Linked DNA regions of Homo sapiens: region 2 is linked to region 1. Evidence: read pairs that join two places in POLR2A ChIA-PET (ENCODE). Cell type or tissue: HCT116. All regions are shown on one strand. Links, peaks and the distances in the headings refer to the core of each region. The heading gives the core; the rest is flanking DNA. Region 1 holds the start of LOC105375211 (a long non-coding RNA gene). Region 2 overlaps HIBADH (3-hydroxyisobutyrate dehydrogenase).

What was found. ChIA-PET counts read pairs that join two places held together with the same protein. Peaks named below come from ENCODE experiments on the same cell type or tissue, not always from the same donor. Only the 100,000 strongest peaks of a DNase experiment are listed, where the experiment ranks them.
Region 2: POLR2A ChIA-PET joins it to region 1 with 5 read pairs; 8 of 35 experiments call an interaction of 5 or more read pairs at or near these places.

What each region holds. Positions count from the first base shown.
Region 1 is chr7:27,643,561-27,650,717 of GRCh38, forward strand. It overlaps HIBADH (3-hydroxyisobutyrate dehydrogenase), which reads right to left. Exons shown (of 8, transcript NM_152740.4): 2 at 5,913-6,073. LOC105375211 (a long non-coding RNA gene) reads left to right here and starts at 4,286. Exons shown (of 3, transcript XR_007060268.1): 1 at 4,286-4,370. In HCT116, for the core only: no CTCF peak of the experiment used is centred there; a DNase peak (open chromatin) is centred at 3,681.
Region 2 is chr7:27,587,784-27,594,940 of GRCh38, forward strand. The region is part of intron 4 of HIBADH (3-hydroxyisobutyrate dehydrogenase); the gene reads right to left. Among named protein-coding and RNA genes, the nearest start is that of TSL, 25 kb to the right of the region's middle. In HCT116, for the core only: no CTCF peak of the experiment used is centred there; no DNase peak of the experiment used is centred there.

The sequences.
Region 1 (7,157 bases), core at 1,977-5,976:
AGATTGCACAGATACTAAGTGGTATAGAAAGATTCAAAACCTACACATTTTGTAGATTCCCAATGTTTGCTACATTAGTTTTCCACAGCTGCTGCAACAAGTTACCACAAGCACCGTCGCTTAAAACAACAGAAATTTACTCTCTCACAGCTCTGGAGGCCAGAAGTCTGAAATCAAGGTGTCAAGAGAGACACACTCCCCACAAAGGCTCAAAGGGAGGATCTGTCTTTGCCTTTTCCAGCTTCTGATGGCTCCTGATATTTTCTGGCTGGCAGCAGCATAACTCTAATGTCTGCCTCCATCTTCATATGGCCTTCCCCTCTGTGTCTCTGTGTCTTCTTTTCTGTCTCTGGTAAGGACACTTGTCATTAGCTTTAGGGTCCACCCTAAATCCACGATGATCTCATCTTAACTTTAGATCGTCAAAGACCCTGTTTCCAAAAAGCTCACATTCACAGGTACTAGGAGTTAGAACTTGAATATATCTTTTTTAATAGCTTCACTGACATATAATTCGCATACAATTCACCCATTTAAAGTATACCAAAGGCCCTGTTAACATATTCACAGATATATGCAACCATGATGACAATCAATTTTAGAATCTTTTCAAGAAGAAACCTGGCCAGGCATGGTGGCTCACGCCTGTAATCCCAGCACTTTGGGAGGCCGAGGTGGGCAGATCACGAGGTCAAGAGATCGAGACCATCCTGGCCAACATGGTGAAACCCCGTCTCTACTAAAAATACAAAAAATTGGCCGGGCACGGTGGCTCACACCTATAATCTCAGCACTTTGGGAGGCCAAGGCGGGTGGATCACCTGAGGTCAGGAGTTCGAGACCAGTCTAGCCAGTATGGTGAAACCCCATCTCTACTAAAAATACAAAAATTAGACAGGCGTGGTGACATGTGCCTGTAATCCCAGCTACTCAGGAGTCTGAGACAGGAGAATTGCTTGAACCTGGGAGGCGGAGGTTGCAGTGAGCCAAGATTGCGCCACTGCACTCCAGCCTGAGCGACAGAGCAAGACTCCATCTCAAAAAAAAAAAAAAAATTAGCTGGGCGTGGTGGCGCGTGCCTGTAGTCACAGCTACTCGGGAGGCTGAGGCAGAAGAATCACTCGAACCCAGGAGGTGGAGGTTGCAGTAGGCCAAGATCGCACCACTGCACTCCAGCCTGGTGACAGAGTGAGACTCCATTTAAAAAAAAAAAAAAAATCAGAAATCTTATACGCATTAGCTATCATTCCTCTATGCCCAACTTTCCCTCTTCCCCAGCGCTAAGCAACCACTGATCTACTTTGTGTCTCTATATAGACTTCCTTATTCTGGACTTTCAGGAAAAGTCTATAGTATGTGGTTTTTTGTGACTGGCTTCCTTCACGCAGCATGCTTTCAAGGTTTATCAATGTTGCAGCAAATATTAGTACTTCATTTCTTTTTATTACTGAATAATCATCATTGTATGGATATAACACATTTTGTTTGGACATTCTATCCGCTGATAGATTTTTGCGTTGTTTCCACTTTTTCGTGATGATGAATAATGTTGCTAAATACATGTTTCCGTGTGGATACAAATTTTTTATTTCTCTTGGGTATATAGCTAGGTGTGAAATTGCTGGGTCATGGCATAATTCTAAACTTTTAATTATTTGAGGAACTCCCAAACTCTTTCCCAAAGTGGCTGTACCATTTTACATTTCCACTAGCAGTGTATGAGGGCTCCAACTTTTCTACAACCTCACAAACACATTGTTATCTAACTTTTTAATCTAGATTCTAGTGGGTGTGTCTCATGGTTTTGATTTTTTTTTTTTTTTTTTTTTTTTTTTGAGACAGAGTCTTACTCTGTCGCCCAGGCTGGAGTGCAGTGGTGGCAATCTCGGCTCACTGCAACCTCCACCTCCTGGGTTCAAGCAATTCTCCCACCTCAGCCTCCTGAGTAGCTGGTATTACAGGTGCACACCACCACACTTGGCTAATTTTTTTTGCATTTTTAGTAAAGACAGGGTTTCACCATGTTGGCCAGGCTGGTCTTGAACTCCTGACCTCAAGTGATCCACCTGCCTCGGCCTCCCAAACTGTTGGGATTACAGGCATAAGCCACCTCACCCGGCTGTTCTGACTATGTTTCTACGATGCCTAATGATGTTGAGCATCTTTTCACATGTTTACTGGGTCATTCATATATCTTCCTGGGAGAAATGTCTATTAAAATCCTTTGCCCATTTAATTGAGTTACTTGTCTTATGCTGGCGTTGTAAGACTTCTTCATATATTCTAGATACAAATTCCTTATCAGATATATGATTTGCAAATATTTTATCCCATTCTGTGAATTGTTTTTCACTTTATTGATGGTGTTCTCTGGAGCACAAGTTTTTAATTTTGATAAAGTCCAATTTACCTATTTATCATTTTGTTGCTCATGCTCTTGGTGTCATATCTAAGAATCCTTCGCCAAATCCAAAGTCATAAAGATTTACCTCTGTGTTTTCTCCTAACAATTTTATAGGACATCTTTGGGGGTTGGGGAGGTGGGCCACTATTCAACCCACTAAACAACCCATACAATAGATAAATATTATTAAATTGTAACTCCGTGGGTACAGAACCACACAAGAGAAGGCAAGGGAGACCAATGATCAGTGGCTTGACTGATCTAGGCACCTTATTTTCCAGCAATCTAGTTTATAAATAGGTTAACAGGTAGCTACATTTCAGAATCATCAACACAGATGTCACATACACACACTCAAAAATGTCTTTCACATTAATTTCAAAAAGAACCAAAACTCCGAAGTCAAAGACCTTTGTTTAGACATTGGCTCTTGCTATTCATTCACTACACAGTGGTAACCCCTCCTCTGAGAGGTATACATTCCAAGACTCCCAGTGGATGCCTGAAACCACAGACAGTACCAAATCCTATACAGACTATGTTATATAAACATATAGACTATGTTTTCTGGTTTGTTTTTTTTTCTTTTTAAGGCAAGGTCTCACTCCATCACCCAGGCTGGAGCACACAGCTCACTGCAGCCTCAACCTCCTAGGCTCAAGTAATCCTCCCACCTCAGCCTCCCAAGTAGCTGGGACTACAGGCACACACAACCACGCCCAGCATTTTTTTTTTTTTTTTTTTTTTTTGAGACAGAGTCTCCCTCTGTCATCCAGGCTGGACTGCAGTGGTGCAATCTCGGCTTATTGCAACCTCCGCCTCCTGGACTCAAGCGATTCTCATGTCTCAGCCTCCCAAGTAGCTGAAACCACAGACACACGCCACCGCGCCTGGCTAATTTTTGTATTTTTAGTAGAGCCGGGGTTTCGCCACATTGGCCAGGCTGGTCTTGAACTCCTGGCCTCAGGTGATCCGCCTGCCTTGGCCTCCCAAAATGCTGGGATTATAGGCACAAGACACTGCGCCCAGCCAGTTTTTCTTTATATATACACTCCTATGATAAAGTTTAATTTATAAATTAGTCACAGTAAGAAATTAACAACAACAATAAAATAGAACAATTATAACAATATGCGAGCAACACTACTCTTGCGCTTTGGACCATTATGAAATAAAATAAGGGTTACCTGAAAATAAGCACGCGATATCACAACACCCGATCACTGAGGCGGCTAGTAAGTGACTAATGGGCCAGGGAGTGTCTGCAGCATGGAGACGCTGGACAAAGGGATGATTCACATCCAGGTTGGGACAGAGCTGGACAGCACAAGATTTCATCATGCTACTCAGAACGGCATGCAATTTAAAACTTATAAATTGTTTATTTCTTGAATTTTGTACTTAACATTTTCAGACCACATTTGACCATAGGTAACTGAAATCGTAGAAAGTGAAACTGCAGATAATAAGAACCACTATATAACATTAGGGATATTATTTAGCTTCTCCAAGCATTGGCTTCTTGATAGCACTTCTGTTGCAAAGATAAAATGAGATAATACATACAAAATATTTAGCAAAAGACCTGACACATAGTAGGTGCTCACTAAATACTGTATTAGATTCTTTTCTCTCCCTTTCAAAACATAAATATCTCCTTCATGCAGGGATAAGCCTTATTCTTAAGGCAGCCTTCCTTCATACCTACCTAAAATTAGCAACACTAAAGAAATAAGAAACTTGTTGGGAAACAGAGGTAAGCCTGGTAACTTCAGAGTATGAGGTAATTCAGGCAGAGCATCAGAAAGCTCTAGAATTCTGGGAAAAAGCAGGAGAGAGTCACAAAGCAGTGATGATCATTACAGTCGTTCCACATACAAGCTGGAAGTACTACAGGCATAGAGGGAAGAGTACCTGTGTCTGTAACAACGTAAAAGGTCACAAGCTTCTGCTTTGCCAGTCTAGGGTAATAGTCCCCATTCAATTCCTACCCCACTCTTTGGTTAAATTCTGTTTTTAATTGAAGATATTTCCTCTGTTTAGAGATCAAGTACCCTTGTTACTCTTACTAACAGATAAACCACTGTAAAATGGCAATACCAAATAGATGTGTTATCCCAAAAAGTAATAACTGTCTCCTCAAAATAACTACTAATTGGTTCATCTCAGACTGAATATCAACTTGAAATGCTCACCATCTCTGAAGATGGTAAAAGGCCGCCTTTCCCAGATTCTCTACTATACGACTGATCAAATCTCTCCAACAAGGCTACTAAGTCCCTACATTAATTAAGCCTGTAAGCCTGCTATACTGGGAGTGTAATATCCGTATTCAGAGACTGAACAGGCAGAAGCAGCCACAACACTACCCTGAAAAGTTCCAAAGTCATACTTCCATCCTCACACTATACTGCTGCAATTTCCATATGGCACAAAAACCATGGAAAGGAAAAAGATTCAGATATATAGTTCTGAAAATGGCTTCTAAGTTACCTAAAGCTGTTCTGTAACTAGGTATAGCATTTTTCAGTATTTACTTTCAAGTCTATTATCTAGAAGCTGGCTGTGTAATTTTTTTCTCACCTTTTTCTCAGGAATTTTTTAGTATTCTCTGTTCTGGGATCACACACTATCCTCAGTTACCACTCTACAACTTGACCAAGAAGAATTTCCCTCATATCTAGAAAAAACAAACTATATTCGGATACTGATACATGGTCTCCTGTAATTTGAGTTATTGATAAAGTTTAACAAATCCAAACAACTCAAGACTTAACCAGCAGATGTTATCATCCAACATGATAAACTCTGGTACCAAAATTCTTTAAACATGAATGATAGCCTAAAAACACTAGAGATCCACTATAACTCAACTCTTCATTATAGGACATAGTGTTTTTAGGCTGTCTCCTGGTTTATGGCCAATAACTAATAATTATTCACAAAGTGCTGCCATATGATGTTTTCAAAGTATGTTCACATACATTCTCTCATTTGAGCTTCACAACCTAATGGCATAGGTTGTCATCGTTCACATTTTAAGAATGAGGAAATCAGCAGAAGTGATGTAACTTGCCCCCAGTAAGAAAGCATGTATCTGAGCTTCAACTCAAACTAAGCTTTATATCTCTAAGCCTACTCTTGTTTTAAAGACATATGTGCTTTTAATAACACAGGAGGTTATTTCCACCAAACTAACTACTTTAACAGCACAATCAGTAAAGTTACTATCTCAGAAAACTGATACAGAGCTAAAACAAGGCCCTCTGACCAAATGTGCAAAATGTTCCAAGTCACCTGCCAAAGAATAGATACCCCTGAATGTCTAACGAGAACTCTCCTTTACTGCAAATCTGGATGTTGGATGAATGATTACATATATATAAAATTAACACTGAATTAGGTTTACAACTCCATTGGGTATACTTCTAAGAAGCTGTCACTTATTTGAATGTATATTCATTTTTCATTCTCAAAATCTAAAACAAATCTAAAGAAAAGGTCTTACCTGTTCACCTGCATCTTGAAACTCTTTGCAGGCATCAGGGAACACATCATAAATAATAAGTGGATAGCCATGTTTCATGAGATTTTTTGCCATTGGATTCCCCATGTTGCCCAGTCCAATGAATCCAACTGGAGTCTTTGAAGCCACTGACCTAGAACACACTGATTTCAATACATTATTTTCAATAGGGGCAAATAACATTTTTTATTGTAAACATTCATTTAATATTAGCAAGTCAATTGTTAGATTTTTTTTTTTTAATAAAAGAAACTTTCAGGAACCAGGTGCAGTGGTGCACACCTATAATCCCAGCTACTTGGGAGGCTGAGGTAGGAGGACTGCTCGAGCCCAGGAGTTTTAGAACAGCCTAGGCAACACAGTGAGATCCCATCTCAAAAATAAATAATAATATTTATTAAAAAAAAAACCCACTAACTTTTAAAAGGCAAATTTTAAACTAATGGACCTAACCACATTTAAAGTTATCAACAATGTGCAGGCAGACTAACTTCTAATTATTTAGTTTTCTGGGGCACATTCACAAAATTTTAAGCATTTTTCCTGTTTTGTACCTGTATAACATTCTTTTACCATTTTTAACAATAAACTAAATAATGTTATCATTTATAAAACACCTAATATGTAATTTACTTATAATGTGAAGTATTCCATATTATCTCCCTTAATAATGTGTATAAAAGACAGAAAGTATTCAAAAAGACGTAAGTCTTGGACCAGCTTCAAGAATGGAAAAACTTTTTACCTTCCCACTCCCACAGTTACAGAAACCATCCCCTCCAATGATACAAAAAAAAAAAAACTCAAAAAGATGTTAAACCCAGGAGAATGGAATCACCAGTTTATAAAGGTGGTCCTGGGGTAGAAAGGGGAGATACCTCCATAGGCTTTAAATGGCAAGTGTAACAGTATCAGGACCTTGGTCTAACAACTCTGAACTTTCAGAAAAGAGAGACTTCCTTATTATATTTTTATTTATTTATTTATTTATTTATTTATTTATTTATTTATTTATTTTTTGAGACGGAGTCTCACTCTGTCACCCAGATTGGAGGGCAGTAATGCAATCTCGGCTCACTGAAGCCTCTGCCTATTGGGTTCAAGCAATTCTCATGCCTTAGCCTCCGGTGTAGCTGGGATCACAGACACGCACCACCATGCCTGGCTAATTTTTGTCCTTTTAATAGAGACAGAGTTTCACCATGTTGACCAGGCTGCCATTAAAAA
Region 2 (7,157 bases), core at 1,314-5,313, 56 kb before region 1:
TGAGAAAAAATTCCAAGGTACAGCTGTAATTCCAAGATTCTCACCCAAGCAACCTCATCATAAAATGAGACATTTTAATCAACTGAGGAGGTAAGAGAAAAAGAGTCCATCAGTAGTTACACTTTCAAAATAGCAGTTTCCACAACATGAGTAGAGTATAGCAGTTTAGAAGAGAAAGGGAATAAGTAATGTCTGTTTATGAATCATGCAATGATACAAATACCAACAGAAATTTAGCTAAAATAGGGATTACACAGTGATATCTGGACATCAGTCCCCAAGAAATGTTTCTAATGCACAAATCTTTAGGATCTTTACTCTGAAAATAACAGTTAACTGTTGATTACAAAACTAAAAAAATGAAAAGGCTGCTGGCCAGGCACAAGTCAAATGTAACCATGTTTCAGGTTTAAAGCTTATGGACAATGGAGGGTTGTTGGTTTTTTTGGTTTGCTTCATTTGCTAAGTGAACTTGGAAAATGTGTAAGGAAAGGAGGTCCAGGATAAATACAAGGCAAGAAGTTTTGGTAAACAGTTTTTATTTTTTATTTTCTTTTGTTTAAGAGATACGGTCTCACTCTGTCACCCAGGATGGAATGCAGTGGCATGATCATAGCTCACTGTAGCCTCTAACTCCTGGGCTCAAGTGATCCTCCTGCCTCAGCCTCCCGAGTAGCTGGACTACAGGTGTATGCCACCACACCCAGCTAAGATTTTAAAAATTGCTTGTAGAGGCAAGGTCTTGCTGTGTTGCCCATGCTGTTCTCTAACTCCTGGCCTCAAGTGATCCTCCTGCCTCAGCCTCCCAAAGTGCTAGGATTACAGGGATGAGCCACCACACCTGGCCCAGTATAGAGTATTTTAAAATATATCATGAAACCATCTTATTCTCTGCTAAGATGATTTTACTAACTCTATAATTTTGCTTCTAGAAATTACTAAAATTTCCTCAATTCCATCTGAGCAATCAATACTCTAAAAGCACAAAGTGTTATATTCTCTAATTATTTTTACTTTTTAACTCTGTTCTTGATCAGAAATGAAAAAGTAGAGTGCCTATATGCTTGGCCTTAAACCCCTAAAATCCAATTGTTTAGGAATTGCTTTTCAAATGCCTCATTTGTAACCACTTTTTAAAATCAGTATCTCTTATGTTTTGAGAGACCCGACCACAGTTTTTTTAAATTATACTAGTTAAAACTGAAAGCAAACTATTTCACTCAAGTATGTGAATAATATGTATGAAAATTAGGAACTATCTGCATTTGCAGGGACAAATAGCTATCCCACAGGAATGAATTTTAAAATGTGGGAATGGCATTATTAGGTAATATAGGTATATTGAAAATGTGTATTTTTATGTTATAAAATGGTTTTATCAGCATGTTATATTTCCACTTAAAAATTCAGATTAACAAAAAAGGGTAAGTATGCTTCTATTACATTTTTAAAAATCACTAAAATGCTTATATTTGAATTAGGAAAACCTTAATTTTTTTGTTTTAATTTTTATAGTGAATAAAACCTTTTCCTTCAAATCTTTATACATAAGTAGAAAACGAGTAACTAGAATTTATCCTTAAACTATGCTGCTAGCTCTCAAATTCTTATTGACTAAATGAGAAATTCACATTTTCCCCTTAATAATTCCAATAGTGATTTTAATAACAATAGGAGTAATTAACACTATTCAGTACATACTGTGGATCAGACACTTTTCTAGACCCTTAAGAAATCAACCCTTGAGGTATGTGTTACATAATAATGCCTATTTTACAGATGTAGAAAGGCACAGAGATATTAAATAACTAGGATATATGCCCACTATGCATCAGAGAAAGTGATTCTAACTCCACTGTCTTCAAATGTATGGTAGAAACTAAAAGGAAAACTGAAATCAAGTACTTGATTGTAAGACAATCAGTAAAAAGGCAATTTGGGGAAATACTTCTCTGTATATAAAATGAAGAGAGTTATGTTCTCTGAGCAACCTTTTCTGTGGCAAAGACTCTGTGGTTGACTTTTGGGTATATGTGAACATACCCAAGTCATACAACTAGTAAGTGACCTACATTGGAGTCCTGAATCCAAATCCCGTGATCGTCCCATCACACCAAACTGCCTCTTCTCAAAGTTCTAGAAGTCCTGTTTTGTGAACCAGAGTAAGAGTTCTGATTTGGGTTACAACATTCTCAAGTAAGTACTAATGTGTATCTTTCCACAATGATTACATTAGAACATTCTGATAAAGTCAGCCCTGAGGTTAGGATTTTGGTGAGAAAAAAAGAAAACACCAAAATCTCATTTGATTTTCACAAAAAGTCAGGCCCTAAAAATGGCATTAGAGAAAGGAATATGCCCACTCCAAGAGATTCAATGGTACATCATTTCATTTAAGTCTCAAAATAAGCAATGCATTTAGACTCAGCACCAACAGTCCCATCACTTTTATTTACACCCAGAAAAGTTGAGACTCAGAAAAGTTAATTTGCCCAAAGTCACACAACAGATAGAGGAAATAAAAGAACTCAGATCTGAGTTCAGATTTCTCATGTAAGTGCTCTTTTCACTATACCTAATGCACTTCTATACTGCAATTAATTGTTCTGCTGCCCATCAGTCAGAATTTCCTGCTTATCCAAAACTGTCCATTTTACAAAGCAAAAAGAGTAGGCCCCAAATTTCCAAACCATCTGAATAGTTTCTTCTTGATACTTTCAGAAGCACTAAAAAACATCAAGGTTTCTCATGGAACCAAGTCAGCAAAAAATAAGCACTGTACTTAACAGACCTCTAGTTTGAAGATTTTAAAAGGGACATCTGCTATTGCTTAACCACCACCCACCTAATCCCTTTAGAGCTCTACATCTATCTACATACACCTCAGCTGTAAAGCATTCTGAAGGTATCTGTTAATCCCGTCATAGTCCCAGATAAGGATCTCACTTAATCCTATAAAATACAACTATCACTTTCTTCAAAGTTTGGTCATAATATTAGCAAATATTATTTGAATCATTTGAATTAGAAAAGCACTTTCTTATACCATTTAAGAAGATACTACCAGGTACGGTTAAGTGAAATTATATTTCCAGCCTTTCAGTGAGGGACTCTGTTCGCTTCAATCCTTGAATATCTCCCTCAAATAACAGAGAAATGGTTAAAGGCAGGAGACAGGATCTCAGGAAAAATATTAACACTGCAAGAGAAAAGTTGATTTTTCTTTTTATAAGGAACTTAACTGATACCATCATATTTTGGTATCAAATGGTCTCATCTAAGTCTTACATTTTTAATTTGAAGTTTAGCTTTCAGTTTTTCTAAATTGAGGCACCATATAAATTCAATTAGGTAAATGGGTACGATCAAAACATCATTTAAAAAATACTCTACGAATCTCAGAGACTCTCCAAGTCTCTCCTTAGAAGTAAATTTTAAGTTGGTGAGGACCTGAGCCCTCTCAGCTCACTTAAGATTATCACCTGTGGCCGGGCGTGGTGGCTCACGCCTGTAATCCCAGCACTTTGGGAGGCCAAGGCAGGCGGATCACGAGGTCAGGAGATCGAGACCATCCTGGCTAACACAGTGAAACCCTGACTCTACTAAAAATACAAAAAATTAGCCGGGCGTTGTGGCAGGTGCCTGTAGTCCCAGCTACTCGGGAGGCTGAGGTAGAAGAATGGTGTGAACCCGGGAGGCGGAGGTTGCAGTGAGCCGAAATCACACCACTGCACTCCAGCCTGGGCGACAGAGCGAGACTCCGTCTCAAAAAAAAAAAAAAAATTATCACCTAACCCACCACAAGTTCTGACTGCCTTCAGTGAAGAGCGTGGGAACTTTCATTATTTTGTTTAACTTTCATTATTTTATCTGCAAGCATTTACATATACACACAATGTAAGGCATTTATAAAGACAGTATTTTCTAAAAGTACAACTAAATCTGTCCCCTTGAAACTTAGTTTAACAATTTACTTGTTAACCTAGGTAAAAACAGCATCTTTTAAATGGAGTTGTGGGCTTCTAAAATCTAAATACATTGCTATGTTAATTTCTCATGCTAGCCTTTTATATCCCCCAATCAATGTAAATGCTTTTCTGAATACAGTGATTCTAGAAGAACCTTCATGTGAGTGTCTTGTCAATCGAGCTAATCTCATCTCTTCCCACTTTCCTCTCCATTTACAACCAGAAATGCCAAAATCCAGAAATATCAAACTTCCATATTTAAGCAAAAACATTGTGTTATTTCACATTTCTGTATCTTTGTAAATGCTATATTCCCTTTGCCTGAAAACAGCCTTCCCCTTCCTCACTTGGAAAATCTCTATTAATCTTTTAAAACATAATTTGAACCTCACCTATTCCAGAAAGGCTTCCAAATGATGCCTCAAATGTATCAACAGCTTCATTTTGTGTGTTACATTTAGTGCAATGTGTTTTTTATGAATATGCATCTGTCTCACCTAATACATTATGATGATCTTGAGGTCCCTGAGGGTCCATTTATCTTTTTCCTCAGCACTCAGCAGAATGCATGATACAAGAGGTACTCAAATGTTTGCTGGATGAAAGAATGTTTAAGATAACGAAGAGACTATCTGAAGAAAAGAGACTGAATTTTTAGGTCAGAAACCAAAATAGGAAAGATGAGAAGAAATAGCAGGATGAGAATAAAAACAATAAAACAAAAAGTACTCAGACCAACTTGGTTATTTTTTATCCCAAAAGCCACACCTTCGCCTGGCCCCATTCATCCTATGAGTTATTCTTGGTGAATGTTATAGGCTGACTTCTTGTAAAGCCTAAATTTAAGGTACTTTTAGGAAAACAAACAAAAAAAAACATGCGACAACTTTTCTCTATATCTATATCTCTAGCTCAAGCTACCATCCGTGTGTGCCTGGACTACTACAAATGCCTCTCACTTGTCTCCCAGCTTTTACTCACACCCTGTCTCTAAAATGTTTTCCACACTATAGCTACCATAATCTTTTAGAAATCCTAATCTGATTATGCTGTCTCCTTACTTAAAACTTTCAATGGTTTTTAGCATATGAACAAAATTAGTAACATGGTGAAAAAGGTCTTGATAGTCCAGCCCAACCTCTCTCTTCAGCCTCATCCAACACCATACTTCCCTGTTTAAAATGTGCCACCAGGTGCTCAGCATGCTCTTCCTCTGTGCCTAGTTAACTCATACTCTCCTTTAAGGTCACAATCAATGGTACTTTTTCCAACAAGACTTTCCTGACCTCCAAGAAAATCCACCTTAGGTAAATACTCCTATGGTTCAATGTAACCCTGCTGTAGCACAGGGCAAAATATGGTACAGTTTTTATGATTATATGATTAATACAGGTTGAAAGGATCCCCAGTCCAAAAATCTGAAATCCGAAATGCTCCAATGAGCACTTCCTCTGAGCATCATGTCAGCCCTCAAAAAGATTTAGATTTTAAAGCATTTTGGATTTTCAAACTAGGGATGCTCATCCGGGTATGTATTCTGCAAACACTCCAAAATCCAAAACGCTTCAGGTCCCAAGCATTTTGGCTAAGCAATAATCAACCTGTATCAGTTCCCCCAGACTGTAAGTTCCAAGGGCAGGGATTGTGCCTATTCTGATTGCTCACTTTCCAGGGCCAATGCAGTAACTGACTCATACTAGAAACATAATATTGGTTGAGGAAATGAATAATGCAAACATACATTTAAAAAAAAAGATATTTCTTCAACATAATTTTTCAAAAACCTCCTTCAAACCAAAGCTACCACTGTGTTTAAGATTAACTCAATAAAAGCATTTTCATTAATGTCAGGAACATGACAAGGACACTTGTTATCACTACTATTATTCAATATTATTCTGGAAGTATTAACCAAATGTTTAATAACCAGTTAAGAAAGAGAGATAAAACTTACAAAAAGAGGCAATATGATTTAGGAAAAAAAGGCACAAAATGATCATTTTTAGACCTAGAAAATCAAAGAGAACCAACTGAAAAACTAGTAGAATAAGAGAATTCAAAAAGGAAGTAGAGTTCAAATTAATATATAGAAATCAATACCTCTCATATGTATAAACATCGATGGAAATTTTTTTTTAATAAAAGAGAAGTCAGTTTACAATACCAGCAACAGAGACAGGAGAATGGTATGAACCCGGGAGGCGGAGCTTGCAGTGAGCCGAGATTGCGCCACTGCACTCCAGCCTGGGCGACAGAGCGAGACTCCGTCTCAAAAAATAAATAAATAAATAAATAAATAAATAAATAAAATAATACCAGCAACAACAAAGATAAAAAGACTTTGGAATAAGCTGTTGAAGAAATGTTTAGGTTGTTACATAAAGATGTTTTTGTTTTTTTGTTTTTTTTCTGAAACAGAGTTTCGCTCGTTGCCCCGGCTGGAGTGCAGTGGCACAATCTCAGCTCACTGCAACCTCCTCCTCCTGGGTTCAACTGATTCTCCTGCCTCAGCCTCCCGAATAGCTGGGATTACAGACATGAGCCACCACGCCTGGCTAATTTTGTATTTTTAGTAGAGACGAGGTTTCACCACATTGGTCAGGCTGGTCTCGAACTTCTGACCTCAGGTGATCCACCCGCCTTGGCCTCCCAAAGTGCTGGGATTACAGGCGTGAGCCACTGCACCCAGCCTAAAGAAAACTTTAAAGTCCTAGTAAGAGACACACAAAAAGAAATCAATGAGTATATCTTATTCTTAAATAGAAAGATTTAGTTGTGTAAATATATCAATTTTCCATAAATTAATCCATAAATTCAGTGCAATCCCAACAAAAATATTAACAATGTTTTGGGAGGAACATGATAAAATGATTTTCATGTCTCTTTGGAACAATAAACAAGCAAAAGTAGTCTAAAAAATTCTGAGCGAGGGAAAAAGAGCAATGAAAGACAACTACCCTTCCAGACAGTAAAATAAAGCAACGGAAAGTTGTCCTACTCAGGAAACACTCAACAATGAGATATCAACAGAGAGCTCAGAAAAAGACCCAAATACATGCTGGAACTGAGTGTATGAAATTAATGGGGCATTTGAAATTAGGGTAAAAAAACAGACTTTCATTAAATATATTTTTAAAAGAAAAAGTAATCTAGATTTCTACGCTCACCCCTTCAACTAAAATAAACTGC